2 separate regions of the Homo sapiens genome follow, and region 2 is linked to region 1. A link is a loop called in an ENCODE intact Hi-C map of the cell type or tissue named here. Cell type or tissue: mammary epithelial cell. All regions are shown on one strand.

The links. Peaks named below come from ENCODE experiments on the same cell type or tissue, not always from the same donor. Only the 100,000 strongest peaks of a DNase experiment are listed, where the experiment ranks them.
Region 2: a loop joins it to region 1, with 2.9 times the contacts of the local background. A loop is called at or near these places in 3 of 110 quality-filtered maps.

Annotation. Positions count from the first base shown.
Region 1 is chr4:186,886,381-186,888,880 of GRCh38, forward strand. All of the region lies in intron 1 of LOC102723906 (a long non-coding RNA gene), which reads left to right. Among named protein-coding and RNA genes, the nearest start is that of FAT1, 160 kb to the left of the region's middle. In mammary epithelial cell, no CTCF peak of the experiment used is centred here; a DNase peak (open chromatin) is centred at 1,061; H3K27ac peaks cover 1,620 bases.
Region 2 is chr4:186,763,929-186,766,428 of GRCh38, forward strand. No RefSeq gene overlaps it. Among named protein-coding and RNA genes, the nearest start is that of FAT1, 41 kb to the left of the region's middle. In mammary epithelial cell, no CTCF peak of the experiment used is centred here; DNase peaks (open chromatin) are centred at 1,333 and 1,973; H3K4me3 peaks cover 216 bases; H3K27ac peaks cover 2,263 bases.

The DNA of each region.
Region 1 (2,500 bases):
TAGCTGCAGCAATGACGTGCCCCTTGGCTGCACGTGCCCTTGGACACCCCCACCTTGCTCTGTGGATTCCGCATGGCCCTGCTTCTCAGGTCAGCAGCCCAGCAGGTTCAAGGTGCAGGAGTGGGTCTGTTGGGCTGGCAGAACCCGATTGTGTATCTATACTCCCCAGCTGCCAGGGAGTTTGAGGAGACAAGAGCTGGTCATTTTTCAGCTTCCATATTAGTTGGTGGGCTCCATCTCAAAAGGTGGATACTCCTTGAAAGAAAACACTTCAGATGCTGTAGCTGACAAGATGTAAACAGGCGATATAGGCTTTCAAAGCTGCCAGAGAGATGACTGTGGTGGCTCACATCTGTAATCCCGGCACTTTGGGAGGCCGAGGTGAATGGATCACTGAGGCTGAGACAAGCCTGGGCAAAATAACGAGATCCCATCTCTACAAAAAATTAAAAAATCTTAGCCGGGTATGTGGCCAACCTGTAGTCCAGTCCTCAGGAGGCTGAGGCAGGAGAATGGCTTGAGACCCAGGAATTTGAGGCTGCAGTGACCAATGATCTCACCACTGCACTCCAGCCTGGGTGAGAGCAAGGCCCAGTCTCAAAAAGGAAAGCAAAACAAAACAAACAAACACACAACCTGAAAGCTGCCAAACAGTTCTTTACCTGGACTCAGGGGAAGGGCAAATTTTCCTTTTCTTCTGGCTGGAAATTTAGGAATGCTTATTTTCATAGACCAGACACCATTCAGGCATTAAATCTGTGACACAGCATTCAGCTCTACACATAATTAATGTATTAAATGCCTGGCATATTAAGTGCAAACTTTACAAGTCACAACAAGATTGCCCTAACTGCCAAATTAGGGTGCTATGCCCAAACAATTTTTGCCTTAAACATCATTACCCATAATAATCTGTGGGATCTGAGCTCGGCTGGGTATCTGGCTGGTGATGTGTGAGGTCGAGTGGAACGCAGCTGCCTCCTCCTCAGCCCTGTTAGTTAAGCACCGCTAAGCAGTGGAAACCGGCGTTTGTGAGCTTGTCCAGTACAGGTACATGTTAATTTCACTTAGCCATTTATGAGTTAGAAGACACACAAGCTGTCCAATTAAAAACACCCTTTTGTACAGCCTCTTTTCAGACCCAAACCATACTTTCATACAAAGGAATGCATAAATATACATGATAATTGACTCTAATGACAGGAAAAGAATGTGATGAAACATTTCCTGATAAAATCTAGTCTCAGCATGCAAAGAGGATCAGGCCTCCTCTTCAGTCATTGTGATTTACAATATAAAGGGTGAAATTCTAAAGGGTGAAGATATTTTCTTCTAAATGGATAATATATGTATGTAGAAGAGCAGAGACCTTTGTGTTATCTGGACAAGTAAAAATTATAAATGCTCTCTAGCTGGAAAAGAAAAATTCCACTTGACAAGTCAGCCTTCCTTCATGGTCTTTTTCGTTTCTAGGTATCAAGTCAATTTTTCAATTCTTCGTACGATTTTTGTCATGCTCCTGATTATAAAGCAGTTAGGCTTAGGAAGCAGCATGAGAAGGGCATTGTTTCTGCGCTGTCTCCCATTGTTTTTTAGGGCATGCCTCTAGACACACTTCCCTATTCTATTATGAATCTGGCACTCTTCAGAGATATGGAATGCAATTATAATGGTCAAGGATCTCAGTGTGTGAAAATGAATCTTTAAAACTAGACACAATTGTTAGAACACAATTGCAAGGCCTTCGATAAACATTCCACGCATCTTAGAGGTGGAGGAAAGCACAGAGACTTCCTTGCGTATAATGCTACACATTAATAAAGCCCAATGTGACAGTTTTTGGATGGATAGTTTATCGGATTTCTTATCTTAAAGTTATTCAGTGCTGAGCTTCTCACAGAAATAGCTTTAGTCCTCTTAGGAAAAGAATTGAAAAGGTACGCAGGCAAATAGAACTCTGGGGTAATGAACAAATATTCCATCTGATTCAAAACAGGATTTTAGTGATTAGAATAATTGTCAACAAAACAAAGACCTTGATAGTACATTAAACAGCAAGCACCTGACAGATGGAGTGTTTATAATGCACATTATGTTGGAAGAACAGGCAAAGTCTCTTGTTTTACACATGGGTGCCTTTCCACCGTAATAATTAAAGTAGTTTTAGTAACCAATATGAAAATATTTTTAGCCAATTTAAATAATATGTATTTTCAAATAGTACAAATCATTTGCTGAAACAGACTTCCGAAACCAAATTATGGGATTAGTAGTTTATAACTTTGAATGTATAATCTTTTACAAATATCCATTCACGTCAAATATTCATTCTGGTACAAATTTAAGAACCAGATATGATATGTAAAATGGCCATCTATGGCCGCCCCCAGAAATTGTCTTATACTTTAAGCTACTTTTCTCACCTTTTTGCTCTAAACAACGCTGGCAAATGAACTTCCAGCTTTAGATGTGGCGAAGATGGGCTTTTTGGTCAGACACA
Region 2 (2,500 bases), 120 kb before region 1:
TAAAATTACAAAAATTAGCTGGGTGTGGTGTCGGGCACCTGTAATCCCAGCTACTTGGGAGGCTGAGGCAGGAGAATGGCTTGAACCCGGGAGCTGGAGTTTGTAGTGAGCTGAGATTGCACCATTGCACTCCAGCCTGGGCGACAGAGCGAGACTGTGTCTCAAATAAATAAATAAATAAAATATATAAATTTATAAATTTATAAATAAATAAATGAACAAACAAACTATGTGATTTCCATTTCAGGTATGGTCCCACTCTCTCTGTGTGATTTGTAAACAATAAGCTTCTGAGTACTGATAATTTGATGTTGATGGGCTGAACAAAATTAGCATTTTGGTCCCTAATTAGAAAAATGAACACCTGCAAGAAGGAGAATGGAAATGAATTGTTAGATTCTCATTTCCAGAGAATATAATTGTTTAGGGGAGAAAAATATCCAAAGGTAATGGTTACGAATCAATGTTTGGTAGGTTCTGAATTGTTTTTGAATCTTATCTTTAGGGTATTATCTGAATGAGTGTTCTTTTTAAAACAAGTAATGGTAAAAATAAAAATACTGAAAAACTTTCAGCCCAGGCAGAGAGGGAGGGGCTTTCATTTTGTCACAGTATTTTTTTGTTTTTTGTTTTGGGACAGGGTCTTGCTCTGTCGCCCAGGCTAGAGAGCACTGGTGTGATCATAGCTCATTGTAGCCTTGACCTCCTGGGCTCAAACGATCCTCCTGTCTCAGCCTCCTACCATCATGTCTGGCTACTTTTTTTTTTTTTTGGTAGATACAGGGTCTCACTATGTTGCCCAGCCTGGTCTAGAACTAAGTTCAAGCAATCCTCTTGTCTCGGTTTCCCAAAGTGCCGGGATTATGGGTTTGAGCCACCATGCCTGGTTGCAGCATTTTAAAACAGCCTAGATGTATTCTCTTAATCAAGTAGAGGAAGAAAGGGTGCCATTAGAAAAAGAGGCATCAACGCAGAGGTCCGTAATTATTATGAAATGGCTCTCCCTCAAAACTTAGCAGAAAAAAAATTACAAGCAGTAATCACTTGTAAATTATTTATGTTTTCTAATGTGCTCTAACTTTCCATTTCTGTGCTTATAAACTTTGCTTTTACAATCCGTTTGTGTTTGTGACTGAGTTACAGAATAATGAATAGATATTATTGTGCAAGTGGCGTGGACTATCATAAGCTATCCTTTGGTTATTGTTGGCATGCTACGACGTTTTTAAGAAAGGGGGAAAAGTCTCAGTGGATAAAGTTGTACGTGTTTGATGTCCTGTTGTTGCCTAGGGCTTTAGCAACCCTGAGTGTGCCCAGTTGCCAGCACATTTGGATTCCTGAGGGGTTCTTAGCAGTGGCTAGTGGTAGTCATTGCATCTGCCAACTTTCTGAAAGCGGATGTGGCCGGTGAATGTGGGTGCGGCCAGTGAATGTGGGTGTGGCTGATCTGGCCATGGCTCTGCCTCAGATCTCCAATCATGCAGACAGATGTGCCTGAGGCATCGATCGAGGAGGGGGCTGCAAAAAGGAGCTGCAAATGTTGGTGTTTTTATGTAGTTTATGTTCCATTCCATCTCACCCCATGTAAGCCAGGAGAGAGGGCCGTTTCCTACTCTCGTAAATTTAAGTTCTTTTCCTTTTAGAAAAAGAACATATTTTGAGCTACCTTTTATGTAGCTGGTGCAGATATTTTAAAAAATGTAATATACCAGAAGCAGTATTTTTCCTGGTATTAATGATTAGTATGAATCACTACATGATTGAGGGAACACCATAGCCTGTTTATTCATCTTGGAGACTGTCAGGGCTGAACTGGGCTAATCATGTTTGCTTTTTGCAGCCCCGTGGTGTGGTTAGCCTTTTGTCTTCCTTGTAATGTGCTAGGGTTTGCTTGCGGCCTGTGTCCCGTCCTCCCTGCAGACAGCTGAATGACAGGCCTTCACCAGCGCTCTCTGTATGCCCTGCACTGTAACCTGATTGGCCAGGAGCCTAATGGGAAATGGCCTTCAACCTCTGCACCTACGTTCATGAAAAGCCATTGCTCTTACATAATCAAAGTGCTCAGGCTCTCGCTGATGAATCCAGAGACTAACCACGTAATCTAGAAGAAATTCATCTTTGTCCCCAAGGCTCCCAGCATTTGGCAATTATTGAACAGGTGGTAGATACTTCCTCTGTTGACAGGAACAAAAGGCAAAGGGCCTGCCTAGGAGGTTGAGGAGCTATTAAGGAATGCTGCCCCAGGACAACTCTCTAGCAGCAGCAGTGAAAGAGCAGGAAGACCCTTGCTAAATCAGTGACTGGGAACACTCGCATTTACCATCCCAGAGATCAGATCCTGTTAGGGAGCAGCTAGCAGGATTCCAGCTTATCTGGTCCTTTCTCACCCGGCTACTGCCTTGATTCTTACCCGCTACCCTGTGGGGAGGGGTGGCGGGGTGGGTTGGCTGATGTGATCTTAGAGTTATTTACCTAGATGGGGAGAGGCTCTTAAAACATA